2 separate regions of the Mus musculus genome follow, and region 2 is linked to region 1. Evidence: chromatin loops called from intact Hi-C (ENCODE). Cell type or tissue: left cerebral cortex. All regions are shown on one strand. Links, peaks and the distances in the headings refer to the core of each region. The heading gives the core; the rest is flanking DNA.

Region 1 (9,050 bases), core at 433-8,432:
TCCCAGACAGCAGTCTCATGCAACAGATGCAGCCTCTCAGATAATGAGACTAAAGCCAGAAGTTCTTACGGTTACAGCTGCAGGCTGAGATAGCTTCATTTAGATAATTACCAGGTAAGGCACCCTTTGCATGTACAGCTACCATCACTATTAAAAAACAAAGAACAACAACAACAACAAAAAAAAAAACCCATAAAAATATAAACACCCCATTGATGAGAGAATGTTCATCAACCAGCTTTGACATTTTATGTTTTGCTTTTCTGTTGCGGCTACATAAGGGCCCTCTTTACTTCCCCCATGATATAACCCACACCTCCACAGGGCAGTGGTCATTCACAACGTATCTTGGATATGCCCCATTGCCCCCCAGCATGCTTGCACAGAAAACTGCTTGCAAGATGAGCAGCAGTGACTCCACCCCAGGTTATCAATTCTCATCTGCAGCCAACGCCTTCCCCTCACACTTCGGCATCTCAAAGTCATTCCGGATTTCAGGGCAGGGATCATCTCGCTGTTGGGACCCGCACCGGCAGACGCTTGACACAAAGGGCAGATGCACAGGACCACATATGCCGAGTCTCCTCTCTTCCCGTTTCCCCTCCTGACCTCACTTGGAGTGACAGGATGCTCTGCTCCCTGTCTGGGAACCAGTAAACTAGGCCAGATGGAGGCAGGCAGGGATGGGTAAGGATGGAGAACCCCGAGAGGGGAAGGAAATACACGGGTGTGACCTCTCTGCGGGCTGTAAGTTAGACTCCACTGCTAACCTGTTGGGTGCCCTGGCTGTAGCTGCTTTGCCCTCTCATGAAATCAGAGCTTCCTCTTCCAGTAAGATAGCCACCATTCAAGAGAGCCTTGTTGCTGGAAGTGAGCAATCTGTCTGCCTCCCACCTGTCAATCACGTCCTTTGTCACGGGATTCAGTTTCACTGTGCTCAGGAGGGAAAAGCTTAAAGGCAAACTTGCTGCCTGTTCTTCAGGCAGGAAGGGAGCAGAGAACACAGTAAGTCTAGAAAGTATGGAAAGCCGAGGAGGTGGGCCCTGGAGACCCGCGGCGCCTCCCCTCCCAGTCCTTCTGTATCCACTGCTCCCACCCGCAATTTCTTTTGTTGTTTTTCTGTGGGTGGCAAAGGGTCTGTGAGGTTTGATTGTTTTCTTCTCGATTGCTGATTTACGACCAACTCTCCTGGTGCCTGTCAATATCTGAAAGCCACCACATTCCATCTCCTCCCAGTGCACTACTCTGAAACAAGCCTTTCAAAGAAAAGTCCTAGCCAGGCATTGTGCAGAGCCCACCAGAGCTGTGGTTAGAGAGCACACAGACTCAGAACAACTAGCTTTTTTCCCACCGGAGACATTACTCACACATAGGGCTGTCCTCTGTGTTCTTTCTGGAAACGCAGTCAATTCTTTCCTGGGGAGAGCATACACTTCCCGGGGCTGCTGCTCCCGGGAGCTCAGATTTACCTACGGCAATGGTAAGCCTTCTTCCTTAGCTTCCCCTGCCGACCGACTAACCGACCGATGATCTCGGCATCAACCCATTAACGCATCCATTCAGCTCCAGCTCCAGATGCTGCTCTGTTGCCGCTGTTCCGAGTGTTGGAGAGTCTGATTCTGTGAGACAGCTCTCTCTTACAAGCGGAGGACCTGTAACCCTGCCCGTCAAGAGTCAGGAGCGATTCACGGCTGAGCAGAGTGCTTTCAGAGGGATGCTCTGATGACGGAGGTGAAGTTTGCAGCCCGGTGTGAACGGGAGCACACGGGAAAGGATAAGAGGACAATCGCAGTCCTCACGGGAACAGCTGGGGACATGCTGGCATCCTGCGCAGCAACCCAGACACGAGCGAGCGGCTTGAGCGGAGTCCCATACAGGGACTGCAGCATCAGCAGCGCAGACAGGGGCTGGCTGAGTAGCCACTGAGATGTCTGTAAACCCAATCTGCTGGTACCCAATCTCCTCCACCCACCGTGTGGGCAAGGGAGCGAGCAGATGGGGGACGTGGAGAGCCCCCTCTGAAGCAGAAGCAGGTGCAGCTGCTCCGCTAAGCATCACAGGTGTGTCTTCCGGCCCACTTCCTCAGGCAACAGCAACTTCCTACTGGAGACAGGGGCTTTCTTTTTTACTTGAGCCCAGAGACCACATTTCCCAGGTGAAGACAGGATTAGAAAGGGGAGAATAATTTGGCCACAAATCCTCTGACAACCATCCAGTCTCACACCTCACCCCTGTTCCTCCCAGAACAGCAGCTCCTGTGGCCACAGGGCCAGCTTCTGCCCTTTGGCGCAGAAAGGTCAGACTGTGGACTCCGGCCTATGCACTGCACAAATGTGGAAATATACCAGGGGAACAACTGCCAAGAGACAAAAACGCCGTCTTTCCCTTTTCTGCAATCACCACTGGGTGCTATGTGAGATTATAACAATGATGAACGTAACTGGATTCCTACTTTGAAGAAATGATTAACCTGGCCACCGTTACATCACAACCAAGACCCAAAAGGACCAGGTGCCAGAAACAGAGCAATCAGTTTAAAGTCCATTGCCTCAAAGAACCAAGATGCTGTTGCTATTTCAAGCCTTATTCTTTTTTTTGGGGGGGGGGGGCGTTGGTTTTTTGAGACAGGGTTTCTCTGTATACCCCTGGCTGTCCTGGAACTCACTCTGTAGACCAGGCTGGCCTCGAACTCAGAAATCCGCCTGCCTCTGCCTCCCGAGTGCTGGGATTAAAGGCATGCGCCACCACGCCCGGCTTCAAGCCTTATTCTTAATGATGGTTCTTAAACACTTTAACCTCCCTTCTAGCCCACCATCCACCAGAGGTAGTGGAAAAGAAAAGATACAGGGGAAGGGAACTTGTGTAGAAATGCTGCTTTGGAGCAAATCCCATCTGTGTTGTCAGGAAATCGGCAGTTCAGTTTATAGATCAGCAGCGGCAGCTCGATCCATTCAAAAACACTGCACGGATATATACCAGCAGTCCAGTTCACTAGAGTCCTCAGAAGCAGCAAGAAGCCACAGCATACCACCACAAGGTTTTTTGGTGTGTTTCTCTCTGGAGTTCCAACAAACTACACTACTCAACTACACAATGTAAGGGGGGCCAATACATGCGTGTTTTTAGCAAAGAATCCTTCATCCCATGTCCTTTCAAGGTGCTTTTCTTTAGCAAAATATCCTTTCACTTGGGTTCACTTAAAAAAAAAAAATCCAGCCGGGCGTGGTGGCGCACGCCTTTAATCCCAGCACTCGGGAGGCAGAGGCAGGTGGATCTCTGAGTTCGAGGCCAGCCTGGTCTACAGAGTGAGTTCCAGGACAGCCAGGGCTATACAGAGAAACCCTGTCTCAAAAAACCAAAAAAAAAAAAAAAAAAAAAAAAAAAAAAAAAAAATTTCCACGTGTCTGCCCCAGCAAAACACCATCCAACACAACTGACTTTCCAAAGAACCCTTGAGTTCACTTCAGGGTGACAAGTGTATATTATTCCAGGAAACCTGGGTTGCACAGCTCCACTTTTAATGAAACTGCTGAGAGGTAAAACTCATTAGCTCTCTGGACCAGAGCTGTAGCGACCTCCTATTCTCTTGGAATAGGATGGATGATTGCTTACTAGAGACCACCAGCACCTCCCAACTGCAGCTTCGCTTGCCCATCACATAGCAGATGGCTCTACCTGTGCTCAAAACTCAGCCCATTGCTGTCCCTACAGATGCCATCTACCACAGCTCTCTCCAGGTTCCTACAATGGACCAAACCCTAAGCCCCACTGTCACTGTCACTGAAAACAAGTGTTAGTTAAAGTGAAATTAGGCCACGATGGGGAACTGCTGCGCTGATGGGATAGTGTGTTATACAAGAGACATCAAAAACCCAAAGGGCTAAATGTACTTCCTTCCCCTCATGTCCCAGTGAAAGGCCATAGGGACAATGTGGAAAAACAGCCATCTATAGTTGCAGAAGAGCCTCCATGAGAAACTGAATCCTGCTAGACTCTGATCTATACCTTTTAGCCTCTAGAACTGAAGGAAGATAAACTCCTGTGAGTTTATCTCCAGGCTACAGTGAGACAGTGGCTCAAGTGGACTCTATAGCACCCCGTGGGGAAAATGCTCTACGGCTGGGGCTGGTCTCCGTACCTCAAGCTGAGCCCTATTCCCACCATCTTGCATCTCAGTGCCTCTCATTGTGCCTGGCACACAGCTGGTCTTTATTATCCATTACATCAATGATAGAAAAACTAACAGCTGGTTGCTACGGGACTTTGTAGGAATGAGAGGACACGTCACCTAGACAACCCATCCTTTTCAGATGAAGCAGGTCATGGCTCCAACTCTCAGAGAAAGGAGGAGTAAGATATACTAGTCTTCCTCCTCCTTCCACTCACAACAGAGGACCATAGCTCCTGGGACCTGAAGAGTTACAGAGCTGGAGACCATCCTTAGTGATACCCACCAGCACCAAAGAGCTGGCCTACACCACAGCCACTGGGAGCTGCCACCCTGAAGCCCTTCTGGGGAAATCCACAGATGCTCAAACAAAAACAGGAATGGGCCCAAACCAACACCACCTCCCAAGAGCATCTACATGTCCTACTCATACTTGCCTCCTTGTAGATCTTTGGTCAATTGTTTGGCTTTTTATTTACTTTGTGATGTTTTACGTATTTATCTATTGACGCTAACAGCAGAGAGCAGCAGACACTGGGAGAGGAATCACTTCTCTTTAGTGGCTAAGGGAAAGGAGCCCAGCCAAGTGTTGGAGGTGGGGCAGACGCAGACATTGGCATTAAGAAGAGCTAGCAGGGGTAGGGTGGTCTGAAGGACGACAGAATGGCCGACAAGGAGAAAGTAGCGACTGCCACCAGAGCTTTTAATTCAAGGACAATGACTAAAGATGATACCAGGTAAACTGGAAAATGGCATTTGTCATACCATGCCAAGGAAACTGCCCCGCCTGGTGGTGGGAAGTTGGTAGGCAGGAGAGTGAGGTGTTGGCTCTCCTTGGAACATGAGCATTCCTCCATGACAGCAGGCTTGCCTTTGCTCACAGTGATAATGCACACAGTGCATTTCCTCTTTCTTTCCTCTTTTCAGTTATTTTGCCTTTCATGCCAGCAGAGGCAGGTGGATCTCTGCGAATCAGAGACCAGCCCCTCATTTCCAATAGGGCTCAGCCTTTTACACAGCTCCTTTTCTGTCACAGAGCTCGGTGGGAAACTTTGACCAATGCCCCATACTTGCATCTGCAGTTAAGGTATACAGAATAGCTCCATTCCCTAAAAACCCCTTGTTCTTCAAGGTCTGCACAGCTCTTTCTTTCCCATAATGCCACTGTCTGCTTCCAGCTCTGTCACCTTTTCAGACTGGTCACTCTATACTAGCAATAACCATTTAAGGTCCAGCTCTCGTATAGTTTCGTGGTTTGATAGCTGATTTCTTTTCGGTGGTGAATAGTTCTCCATATTGTTTGGATGTACCAATGTTTGCTACTCCATCCATTGAAGGGCATTTTGGTTTCTTCCAAAGTTTGACTGCTCTGCATGAAGCTTCTATACACACGATGCAGGGCGCATTCGGGGAACACCAGAGAGTACAACACCCCTCATACCACACAGCAGGGTTGGGCTTTGTGAGAACCCAACACAAATTGTTTGGTCCTCCCAGTGCAGCAGCTGCTCTTACACTGATCTAAGTCCAGGCTCAACAATATCCTTTTAGTTCCCACCTTATTCAGTTCCTCTATCCCATCAGGCACTACCACCTCTGCCATCAATGGTCCTCCCTCCTTAGTATCTGTGGCTTGCTCTGTCCTCCTTCCACGCTGGGACTCTCTTTTCTTTCACTGAAGGTCTCTTCTCTCGCAGGGACCTTAAACATTGCAGGACCTGGAGGTTCTTGGCTCTATTCTCTACTCACTCCCCGGCCCTCTCCTCCTCCTCGCTGCCCACACCCTCTTCTGCTGCCTAGAAACAGATCTCTCCATGTCTACTTCTTCAGCCTCATTCACTTTTTCTAATGCACTATATTTAAACACCCAGCCACCCAACAGACATCTTACTTGGATGTTCCCTTTCAACATCCTTCCTTTAAAAACCTCTTCCTTTTCTTGTGTCCCCACCTTGATAAGGGACTGCAGGTTTCATCTGTCAACTTGGTTCCCTCACCCGAAACCGTTCTCTCCTTTCCTCTTCTCCCCTCGCCGAGACCCTGCAGTAAATCACTCAATGCTCTGATTTGAAAGAGTAGGGAACGGAAACGAGAGCTTTGCAGGCAGATACCTGGGCTTCCGCTCCAGCTCCATCACTGGGCAGCTTTCTAAATGACGGTTTCCTTGTGCATGCTAGCAATCACACCTCACTGGCCGGAGATGTAGGCTCACTGAAAGATATCTGGCAGCTGTGCTCAGAGAGATAAGCACAGTTACTAGGTTACTTTCAAATGGTCCTTGTTCTGTCTTCTCTGACAGCTCTGCCTGGCTCCAGTACTCACTGACAGCTTCTCTTTAACTGGGCACTGAGAATGTTTCCTGTAGCCTCTATCAGTGATGACCTAGTGGTAGAAAGTGCACAGAGCAAAGTGAAGCAGGTTTCAGCTTGGATATGGAAATCTGCTTCCTTAAATGTCCCTGTACCTAGGGAGAAAGAGAAGCCAGACCCAACTCATATTCAAGGTTCAGACAGTGGGTATATTTCAGCTTCAAATGTATCTTCCATTACAGAAAACTGAACTCAAGCCAACCCAACCCGGCCACAGAGTTGCTGGGACACATTAAACGTGACTCCCAGGAAGACTAAGTCACTGAGTTAACAGTAGTCACATTCTCTGTCCGCTCACCGGGTCTCAGTTCAGCGAGCCTCTGACAGACATGTTTCCCTATCAGATCTGTCCCTGTCAGGAGGTGATGAGAAATGAAGCCTTCTCCTTCCATCTGCTTCAAGATGGCAAAGATAAAGGACAGACCTCGAGCTGACACACAGAAGGGGCTGCTCATCCCGTGTCTCTCTGCATGCAGGTAGTAACCAGTCTCCTCCCAAGCCCCGCCGTGTGTGTGTGTGTGTGTGTGTGTGTGTGTGTGTGTGTGTGTGTGTGTGTGGTGAGAGAGAGAGAGAGAGAGAGAGAGAGAGAGAGACTCTCACTGAATCTGTAGCTTACTAGGTTGGCTGGTAGCAAACCCTGAGCAGGTGGTGACCTGTCTCTATGCCACCCCAGCTGGGGTGACAAAGGCTACTGCCACACTCAGTGTTTATGTGGCTACTGGGGATCCAAACTTAGGACTCCATCCTTGCACAGCAGGCACCTACCTAACACCGAGCTGTTTCCCTAGCTCCTGGTACCAATTGTTTTGTCTTTACCTGTGACTTCTCTACCTGTGTTTCTTGTCAAAGAATGCTTTATGTGGCAGAATTCACATAAAGACTAGAGGCTCTGCTAATGCCAGGTCTGAACTCGCACATTAAGTCATTTGCTACACTGGTCTCTCTGTCTCCAGTCCCTGCCCACTCCTTTCTCTACCGGAGTTTCTTCCAACAGTGTGCATGTGGGCTTGTTTCTCCTTGGCTATACCTGTAACCGGCAGATACACATCCCGTCAAAGCCCAGGGATACATAAACCTATTACGATCTGCCCCCAGATTCTAATTCCATCCGCTTCCGACAACCCTCCCCACATCCTGTTCCTCAGCTTGGCTACAGGGGTATTTAGAGTATCTGAAAGCACCCTTGTGCCATTTTCTGCTTCTAACTTTCTGTACACCACCCCCAAAACCCCTTCTCCTCCATATCTGATTCAAAGGTGGCCTCCTCTCAGAAGATTCTACATGCCCTCCTTTGTTCTCCAGGTTCCCACGACCCAGTTGCTCTGCCATTTACTTTGGATCAATATTCTCTCATTCTCTCATATATTCTCTCATAAATTCTCTCTCTCTCTCTCTCTCTCTCTCTCTCTCTCTCTCTCTCTCTCTCTCTCTCTCTCTCTGCCTTTCCTTGATAACAGATCTCATACTGCCCAGGCTACCCCTAATTTCACTATACAGCTAAGGCTATCCTCGAACTTCTGACTCCCCTGCCTCTACTACCCATGTTCCAGGATGTCATGCGTGCGCCCCCACACTTGGCTAGGAATGCACCTTTTAAAGGTCACTGTAGCATTATGAATCTGGACCGAGACTGAGTCATTACTGCCAGCCTCTCTCATTACCTTATGATTCAAAAGCCCTGAGACTGCCCTGACCAGAGAAGGTTCCGGGGCATAAGGTGCAGAATTAGAGGAGTGGGTGACAAGGCTGACTTATGAAGGGTTCGATTCCCAGCACCCACACAACGGTTCATGACTATAACTCCGAACCAGGGGATCCAATGCCCTTCTGACCTCTGAGGGCACAGAATGCATATGATACACAGACATACGTGCAGGCAAAACCCATATATAGAAAAGTAGATTTTAAAAAATTTAACTGATTAAATAAGACTAATGATTAATGATACAACACAGTGATAAAACACTTCTCTAGTGTACTAAGACCCTGAGTTTGATTCCTAGCACAAATAATAATAATAATTATTATTATTATTTATAATAATTATATTATACAATCATAACAACATATACCATACTATACTATATAAATAATAGCTATTTTATTTTATTATTATTTATTCTACTATTGGGGTTTAGACTATGTTCCCTTGAATATTACCCTGCAAACACAGGAGTCTATGAGGCTGAAATTCTTTAGCATTGCTCCGATTCACAGCATCTCTCTTCTCAGCCTCTGCGTCTTTCCACACTCAGCCCGCATTTCATTCCTCTGTGTACTGTCATCACAAGTGTACAGCCTAGCACCTAGTGCAGGAACAAATGAGCACTATTGTCTACCCGAGTGAACCAGAGAGCAAGCGCCTTCGCAAGTGTCTTCTCAGTACTCCATATGTCCAAACAGCTAATTCTATAGTGACCCCTTCAATAAATACACCCATGTGATGTTTTGTTTTGATTTTTTTTTTATCCATTCATCTGTTGATGGACATCTGGACTAGTCCACTTCCTATA
Region 2 (9,050 bases), core at 804-8,803, 54 kb after region 1:
GTCCCTGCAGGGAAGATCTCTTCAGGGACCAATATCAGGACACATTTATACCGTCTCTGTATACACAAAAGACTTCAGCCATGTGGGAAATTAAAAAAAAAAAAAAGGTATGTGTTCTTTACTTGGTGATCTGATGCTCAGAGCCGTTACCTAAGAGGCAGGAACAATGGACTGTCACGTGATCCTTTATAAACAAGCTGTTAGTCACACCAGCACCAAGGCACGGCGTCATGCATGACAGCTCTGTGGAGGCCGCGCTCCTGCTACTCCCTCACACACTCTGTGCACAGGCTACATAGCTCAGCCACCCCTCCCTACCAGCGCTGTGTCTCCAGGGCCATGCCTTCACTCCAGAGATGCCCCCTGTAAGGAATTATTCTGGCTTCCTTCAGTGGTGGACTGTAATGTGGAATGAATGTAAGCCAGACAAACCCTTTCCTCCCCAACTTGCTTTTTGGTCATGGTGTTTTATCTCAGCAAGAGAAACCCTGAGACAAGTTGGTACCGGCATAGTGGGAGTGGGGTATTGCTGTGACAGACCTGGCCATGTTTTGGGGAGGCTTGTGGGAGGACACTGGAACTTGGGGCTAGAGAACCACTGGGTGTTGAGAGCTCGGTGAGCTGCTGTAGGAGCCTGGAAGCTAAGAATGCTGAGAGAGAGCAGTGAGGGCGGAGGCCTGGCTTGAAGAAGTGTCAGAGGGAAGCAAAGATTTCTGTGTGAAGTTCTGGCTAGCTGAAGAATCAGCTATGGTTAACAAGATACCAGAACTGCTAAAGTTAAACCTTTGCTTTGCTGGGATACTCAATGCTGGTCCACTAGAGCTGAGAAATTATTGGTGATTAAGAGGAGAGCAGCATCACTGAGGTGACATCTTCTGAGAAGTGTTTCTTCAGAGGCAGCACACAGAAGCTGTGTACCAGAGGCAGCCAAGGTTGTATGCACCTCACACTCACAGCCAAACCTGATAGTGTGAGCCTCACCCAGGTGGAACTGGTTTTGAAGGAATGAGAGGGTCATGGAGAGCAGCTGATACTTGGCACTGTGAGAGGCCAGGAGAGGCCACTGGGGAAGGTCGAAGGTCCAGGATTAAAGGAGTCATTCAGAGAAGTTGAGGCTTGGTACTATGAGAGGCTATTGGTGAAAGTGCAGGCCAACTGCGGAAAACCCCAGCATTTTGGAGATGCCAGTGCTATGGGATAACTATGAGAGAACAGCAGCAGTGGTGGAGTGGAGCCTGCCTGAGCTGAGAAGATGAGCTGTGTGTGCTGCAGAGGGTGGAGCCAGATAAGCGACCCAAGCCCCTTGGGAGGAGCCCAGACACTGGACAGTCCATTAGCTACACTGCTGGGTATAACGTCTTGTTGTTTGACTTTGTTCAGATTGTGACCGTGCCCTAGTTCTTCCAACTTGAAGTAAGAAATTTATTTTTGATTTTACAGTTACGAGACTTTTAACTTTTAAAAAAAAATTGGGGTGAGGGTTTACAGAGAATTTGGATTTTAAAAGAGTGTATATTTTTATAAAGACAACTTGTAAAAAGCATTTGAATTTGGAAGGCTGTGGGACTTTTTAAGTTCGTAAACCATAGTCACCCGAAAGGAGAGCGTCTCAATGGGGGAAGGCAAGAACAGGTTCCTGCTGGTTGTCTGACGTGCAGCAAAGCACAGAAATGAAAGCAAATACATGAAAATGTAATTTTAAAAAAATTAAAGATATTTGGGGCCAACTGTGCTAAGTTCCATCACCCTCCCGTGTGCATGCCCTCCCTGCCCATGGAGGACCGGGCTGTATAGATTTCCAAGGTTCTGCATGAGAAATTAGCCCAAATTCAGTGGCTTACATCAACAGAAATTTCTTCTCTCCCATTCTGGAGTGCAGAACTCTGAAAGCAAGATGTCAGCAGGCCCTGCTCCCACTCCATGCTAAGAGTACCCCAGCACTCTTCAACCTGCAGGGCCAGCATTCCTAGCCACATGGCTTCCACTTCTACAACATGTGTCAAAGCCCCCACCCCCACCACCGCCTCTTTTTAGAGGACACTTTTCATGGGATTTAGTGTTCACACAATCCAGACCACATCCTCATTCCATGATCCTTACCTGAATAACATATACAAAGTCCCTTCCCACAGATGAAGGAGCGAGGCTTGTTGGTTAGACACAGACATCTGTGGAGAACAGCAGGCAAATGAAATCTGTCCCAAGAAGCCCACCTGGCCTTGTGTTCTGAACTCCAGCAGCTGGCTTCTGTCTGCTCACAGGCACAATATGCACTGCAAGGCTGAGCTCCTTGTACCTTCTTAGGGTCTGATCTCTAGGCTGCCACCTCCCCCTCGAGCCAGCACTCTGTGTCACAATGGTCTTTGGTGCCCGTCTTCCCCACTGTCACCTGAGCACGGCAAAAGCAAGATCTGCTCTTATCCATCTGTACACCCAGCCTGAACACACACATATAGATAATAAGGGGCGCAATGTCAGATGTTTGTCGGATAAAATGCGGATTGATCTGTAGCACGCACAGGAACCATACGGCATATTCTGCTGACAGAGAACACTCTGGAAGACCACATACCAGGGAGATGCAAAATAACAAACTCCTGAGGGTAACATTTTAGGCACAGGTGATGCAGTAAGCAGTCTAACTTAAACCTCTCTGGGTCCTTCAGGACTCACAGAGTGGGAAAGTCAGACAGACACTCACTGTCTATAGCAGTATCAATCATAAGCAAATGGCTTCCTGAATGGCACTCCCTTCTGCTCCGTGGAGAGCAAAGACAAAGGCTTTATTCAGGGGCATTCAGACTGAATTACCATCTTCACTTAAACCCTCCTCTTAGACAGAGCTGTCAGCTGCAGCAGCCAGCCCAGAGAAGGACTAATGTTCTACAGCAAAGTTGTTCGAATACCCAGACAGCTAACCCAAGGGGCTTAGCGCTGTTTCAGCACTGTTCAGCTCCAAAGCACTCAAACCTCTCTAGAGGTGTGCGCTGAGCATGTACAGTCTGCTCTGGACCCAGCACGGGGGAGAAGGCAATATGCCCCATGGTGAAAGGGAAGGGCTACAGGTCCCCGGCAGGCCTATCAGCCAACCCACCGTCGCAAGTAGAGTAGGCGCCATCCAAGCTGTGGGTAGTGGATCACTTGTAAGCCATTGAAATAAGCTAATAGGTAACACACAGCATTTTCAAGAATGGAATGGTGAAACAGAACACACCAGCATTGCTCTGCACACTGGAAAACATCCGTTTACTTTGTGTCAACACATGTATATATATAATGCTCCCACTGTGTAAAAGCTATTTCTCACAGTGGATCATGGGCAACTTGGAAAGCCAGTGTTCTTGAGAAAACTCAAGTATTCAATTCAAACATAATAAGAAGATAGCAGCCGGGTGTGGTGGCGCACACCTTTAATCCCAGCACTTGGGAGGCAGAGGCAAGCAGATTTCTGAGTTCAAGGTCAGCCTGGTCTATAAAGTGAGTTCCAGGACAGCCAGGGCTACACAGAGAAACCCTGTCTTGGAAAAAAAAAAAAAAAAGAATATAGCAACTATTTTTTTTCATTGCAGAATGTCAGTGATTATCCAAAGTACCTTGGACAGTGCCTGAAAACCATGCCAGTCTCTCCAAATGTGTTGTGTCTCTGGAGCCCTGTTTTGTATTTTCAAAGACATGAAAACTGTTTTTGATGAGAACCCAACAGACTGCAGACTGGACATCTTCTGAATCATCTACCTGAGTCTCTCATGGATACTCATGGTTTGGGCTGGTTTTGGTTTGGTTTGGGTTGGTTTGGGTTGGGTTTGAATGTCCATGACTGTCAAAAGCAGATGGACAGGCCGTCCACCAAGAACAAAACATAAGATGGCCTCTTGTGCCATCACTGCACTAGACACGGCTGAAGGTCACACTGGGTCACACATGGGGTGCAGACTGTTCTCAGCCAATAGTATCCTGGGTGAGAATTGCTGCACAGCAAGCAGCATAAGGCCTCTTGTGGACCCTGCCTGTGTGCACCGACCCGAGCAAATTCACCCCAGCAAATGTAAAAGTGAATGTAAAAAAGGGTTATTTTCACACCTCACAAAACAAAGGGGCCAGCTTCCATTTTACTATTTATTTAATTTCACACCATTTTCCTGTCACATGTTACTGAAGAATTTTTTTTTCCTTTCATATGTCTAGAAATTAAACTGAGCCAGGCAGGTGGCACACACCTTTAATCCCAGCACTTGGGAGGCAGAGACAGAGGTAGAAGGACCCCTGTGAGTTTGAGGCCAGTCTGGACTACATAGTTTCAGGATAGCCAAGGCTACATAGCTATATACCTTGTATGAAGAGAGAGAGAGAGGGGGAGAGGGAGAGGGAGAGGGAGAGAGAGAGAGCGAGAGAGCAGATAGACAGACAGACAGACGGACAGACAGACAGACAGACAGAGACACAGACAGAAGTTAAACTGGGTTGGAGAAAGAGCACAGGCAGTCCAGCTGGATCAGATCCTTACAAAGACCACTCTTGGGCAGCAGGGAGGAGCTCCAGTGTTGAGAAAAAGTCTGGCCCATGGGCCATCTTTGCTTTTTAACTCAAAAGCATTATATATATATATATGATGTTTTGTAGCTAATCCGTTTCCTCAAGTATGTTTCCCCCAGAACATTAAATGGATTTATACCTCCAGTGTTTGAAAAGGGGAGATCCCCAGCACATAAAATGGCAGAAGGAAGCCAAATGAATTTTCCTGTTGCAGAGACTAGCTTCTCTATGGAAATGAGGCAAATTCTGACTTCTACATACTCTATACCACACACACACACACACACACACACACACACACACACACACCATACTTAATTTAATTTAAAACAAAACACTGATACCATTGGTGTTAGCATTCCACTCAATTTACAGGAGACACAAAGCCATTAAATAATATGCCCAATTAGTAAGTGACAGAGCTGGTGATATGAGGATGGGAGCCTGAAGATAAAGCTGCCCTTTGTCCACAATAGAGTCCAGGCCCTCAGGGAGACTGCAGCCACAATAAATCCACCCCTTCCCTTCTCCAACGTGAGGCCATGAAGGGAACTGCCGTGGCCCCGAGTGTGCTGGCTTCGCATCACCTCTGTGGCTCCACTCTCAACAGCACTGTGATGGGTATCCAGTGCCGGATGCAGATGCCACACTCAGTGGCTTTTGTGGTTTTGGATACCTGCCATGTACCACTGAGAACTGGAGAGAAGCAGAGCGGGAATAGGCTGAGCAGCACCCTCCGGGGTGCCTAGCATCTAGTGTCCACATGCATTAGGTGCCTACACACTAGAACAACCTCAAATGTCCCCTTATGTTTTTATTGTGGTCCAGTTGAAACCCACTGGGCCAGTCTATCACTACAGCCCAGAGTCAGTTGTGTAGGCCACCTAAGTAGCAACTGAGTCTATGTCTCAGGTTAGTTTTCTTTCCACCATACCAAACTCCCCAAATTATGTTCATGGGAGCCAAAGGCGCTTGAAAATTAAAAATAGACTGCACAGTTAATAACAGGCTTTACGTCTTGAGCCTTGCCCTAGTCTCATGATGGATATTCTGGTATGTAAGCACAGAATTGTATTACTATAATTATTCTAAAAGAGTAAAATAGTGTCAGAATATTCAAAGTTTAAAGATGCAGTATGCACTGAATTCCTACTGTGAGCCCTGTGTGTGTGTCCGCAAAGTAGGAGGAGGGAGAAGGAAAGAAGGAGGAGGGGATGTTTTCTTAACAAAACTCTTCCTTTTAAAGAACCATCATTTCTATAATGAGCCCAAGCAATGGCTCTGTATGAGATTCTTTTATCAATAGCTTTGACTTCAAAGTGTCCCCTTCTTTTTCTCTGAGACAGGTCTTGCTATGTAGCCTAGGTGAGCCTCAAGCCCCGACCCCCTGCCTTGGCCTCCTGACTGCTGGAATTGCAGACTACCACACCCAGAGCTCAAAATCTTCTTTTAAGTCAAAATCCCATGGGGCTGGGGGTACAGCTCCATGATTAAGAACCTGCCTGCTATGCACCAGGTATAGATTTGGTCCCCAGAACAACAGAATAAATAATAAATAATAAAATTCTCTCAGCATAGTACTTGGCATTCTGAATATGAAATCTAAAGGTGTATTTTAAATAATATCCCTCTAGTTCTTAAAGGACCCGCTACACCATCAGTCCCAACGTCCCATTCCAAATGATAAAAGCACCAAATATTTTATAGCTCCTGTCTGTGTCAAATTTCAGATCAGCATTGCATCAATTCATCCACATGTAGAGAGAAAATTTCTTTTTAAATTTCAGTGTCTCCGTGGGCTGGGGAGACAGTCAGGGGCTGTGTGTGCCTGCCACACAGGCATGAGTCCCCAAGTCCAGATTCTCAGCACTTACATCAAAAGTGGGGCACAGCAGCACCCCTGTAATCCTACTGCTGAGGAAGGTCCCTCCCTCGGGTATCGGGACAGCTAAGCTGGCGGATCTGGTGAGTGCCAGGCTAAGTGAGTGAACCTCTAAGAGATACAGTGCTGCAGAGGGGCTTCAGCAGTTAAGAATACTGCCTACCTTTCCACAAGACTGGAACTCAACTCTCAGTGCCTACATGGCCGCTCGCAACTGTCTGTAACTCAAGATCCAAGGGATCCAATGTCTTCTTATGGCCTCCGAGGGCACCAGACACACATGGCATACCCATACATGTTAAACTAAACTCAATTAAATTAAAAATAACAAAGGAAAATACCTGCCCTCAACCTTTGACCTCTGTGCGCCTGTGTGTGTGTGCATGCGCGCACGCACACATATGTCACAGTTTTTCTCAGCTACTAGTTTCCTTGTGATCTATTTACACTTTGTAAACAGTATATGATTTTTCCCTTCACTTCTCTGACTTTCTGACACAATGACAGTCTTTTAGGAGTTTAGCAAAGTACACAACTTATCTATCACTAGTGCATACTCTAGAGTGCTAGAAACTGGGAGAGAGGGGACACAGTCAGGAGAGCAGCCAAGGACAGAAAGCCTGATGCAAGCTGAGCTTGGTGGCATGGGCCTGCAATCCCAGTGCGCAGGAGGCTGAGACAGGAGCACCTCTAGTTTGAGGCAGCCTGGGCTGTACTGTGAGGCCCTGTGAGGAGGAACAGGGTCCCCAAGAAGAGGGGGAGCTAGGCAGGGTCTGCTGTCTGTGCCCAGCATAGCCCCAGGCAGAACCAATCCCCCCTCCCTCCCTCCCCCACAAAAAGAAACAACACAGTCATTATTAGAAATTTCAGGTTGGTGTCAAGAGTACCTTTAACCTAGCTTCCACCCTTGCTCATTTGCTAAACATATATGCAAATGTGTTTCTCTTATTGCATTAAATCAAATTAATAATTACCTACTAGTTCTCATTTTCACTTCAAACCCTGTCAAGAGTCTCTGTCCACATCCAGGAAAGGCACTCCCAAGACGCAGTTCTAATCACACAGGCTGGCCGAACCTTCCGTCCAGTCTCAGACCACAATGGATTCACAATGGAGGGTTCTTCCCGACCTCGCTAGCCTCTGCGGGAACAAGGGACAGCCGAGCACAAAGGCACTACAGCAGTCCTCCAGCCTGCTTTGTGTGCCCTAGCAGCAGTCTGTCTACAGATATAGGAGAGGGCTGAGGGCTCTGCCATTTACATGTCAATACGCAAACCAGAGCCTGCTGTTCCACCACCCTGTCTGGCATCCCAGTCCAGGGTTTTGTTCCCCCTTATCCAAGGAGCCTTCAGCCAGCGGCTGCCAACAAGCATTTGGCAAATCCCCCACAGCGACCAACCGACCAACCGGCAGGCTTTTCCAACTGTCCTGGAAGCCACACTGGAGAGTTGAGCACTTGAGATAAAAATCAGGAATATACTCAATTCCAAGGGTCGTCTGGTGGGGGGGGGGGGGAGGGACAAAAAAGATTTCAGAGGACTGGCCTCACTTAGTCAAGTTTGTTTCTAAGTAGCCATGAGACATCAATGTAGTACAAAAGTGTCAAAAGCAAAGGAATCAATGTAAGTATTTTACACGTTGTCAGAAGTGCCTCTTTGTGAACAAGTAGGCGGGGACAGAAAAGAATACACGGCCTGGGTGCTGCTCTCATGGAGGAGTGGTACCAAGAAGGGAAAACCCTAAGAGTATTGTCCTGTCAGGGAGAAATGATTTGAACCCGTGGGGAGGGGAGCACGCCCTCGATCCTTTAAGGATGCAAAGGCAGATTTATTCAGGGGCTGAAGCCAGCAGAAGAAAGGGCTGGAGACTGTGTGGGGGCAGCACCGGCACAAGCAGCAGAGATGTCCTAAGCAGTGGGTGAGGGGCTTTCCTGCAGGGCTGGTGTCCGGGCGTGAATAGCATTTGGTAACCCTACCTCTGAGCCACAAAAGCCTTGTCTTCCTCATATTCAACACTGACCTCTTAAATTCACCTTAGGGGAGGCAGCCTATGGACATGAATAAAAAGCTTGCTTTAAGCCGGGCGTGGTGGCCTTTAATCCCAGCACTTGGGAGGCAGAGGCAGGCGGATTTCTGAGTTCAAGGCCAGCCTGGTCTATAGAGTGAGTTCCAGGACAGCCAGAGCTATACAGAGAAACCCTGTCTCGAAAAAATAAATAAATAAATAAATAAAATAAGAAAGCTTACTTTAATTAATTTGGTTGTGATGATTTGGGTCAGTAGTCTTTCTCCTCCCATCTTTGGGATTAATAGAGAATTTACCTTCAAAGTGTTTGGTAGTCAACTGGGCTTCAACAGGTCTGTCACCTGCTGGTCTAGACCTGGGAAGGAGAGACAGAAGGGAGTCTCTGAATGGGGCCTGGATGGGCACTGTTTCCATCCTGGGATTGGCGATAGCAAAGATCTTTCCCTCCCAGCAAAGAGTGTCTTGACCTATGCAGCGAAAGATGAAGAACTGTCTGGGCCTACACGGTCCCTAGAACTATTCTGGGTACAAAGCTAGCTTGGATTGATTTCACTAAACTTCATCAGGGAGCAAGCTTAGCGCTCAAACTACCACAGTAAGTTTAAGCAGA

What was found. Hi-C counts contacts between places; a loop is a spot of excess contacts. Peaks named below come from ENCODE experiments on the same cell type or tissue, not always from the same donor. Only the 100,000 strongest peaks of a DNase experiment are listed, where the experiment ranks them.
Region 2: it touches region 1 in a loop (1.8-fold over the local background); 2 of 42 quality-filtered maps call a loop at or near these places.

Annotation. Positions count from the first base shown.
Region 1 is chr4:32,862,688-32,871,737 of GRCm38, forward strand. The region is part of intron 1 of Ankrd6 (ankyrin repeat domain 6); the gene reads right to left. Among named protein-coding and RNA genes, the nearest start is that of Lyrm2, 67 kb to the left of the region's middle. In left cerebral cortex, for the core only: a CTCF peak has its summit at 4,965; DNase peaks (open chromatin) are centred at 918, 1,455, 1,614, 1,877 and 2 more places; H3K4me3 peaks cover 1,869 bases; H3K27ac peaks cover 2,706 bases.
Region 2 is chr4:32,915,908-32,924,957 of GRCm38, forward strand. The region is part of intron 1 of Ankrd6 (ankyrin repeat domain 6); the gene reads right to left. Among named protein-coding and RNA genes, the nearest start is that of Ankrd6, 30 kb to the right of the region's middle. In left cerebral cortex, for the core only: no CTCF peak of the experiment used is centred there; DNase peaks (open chromatin) are centred at 5,231 and 7,721.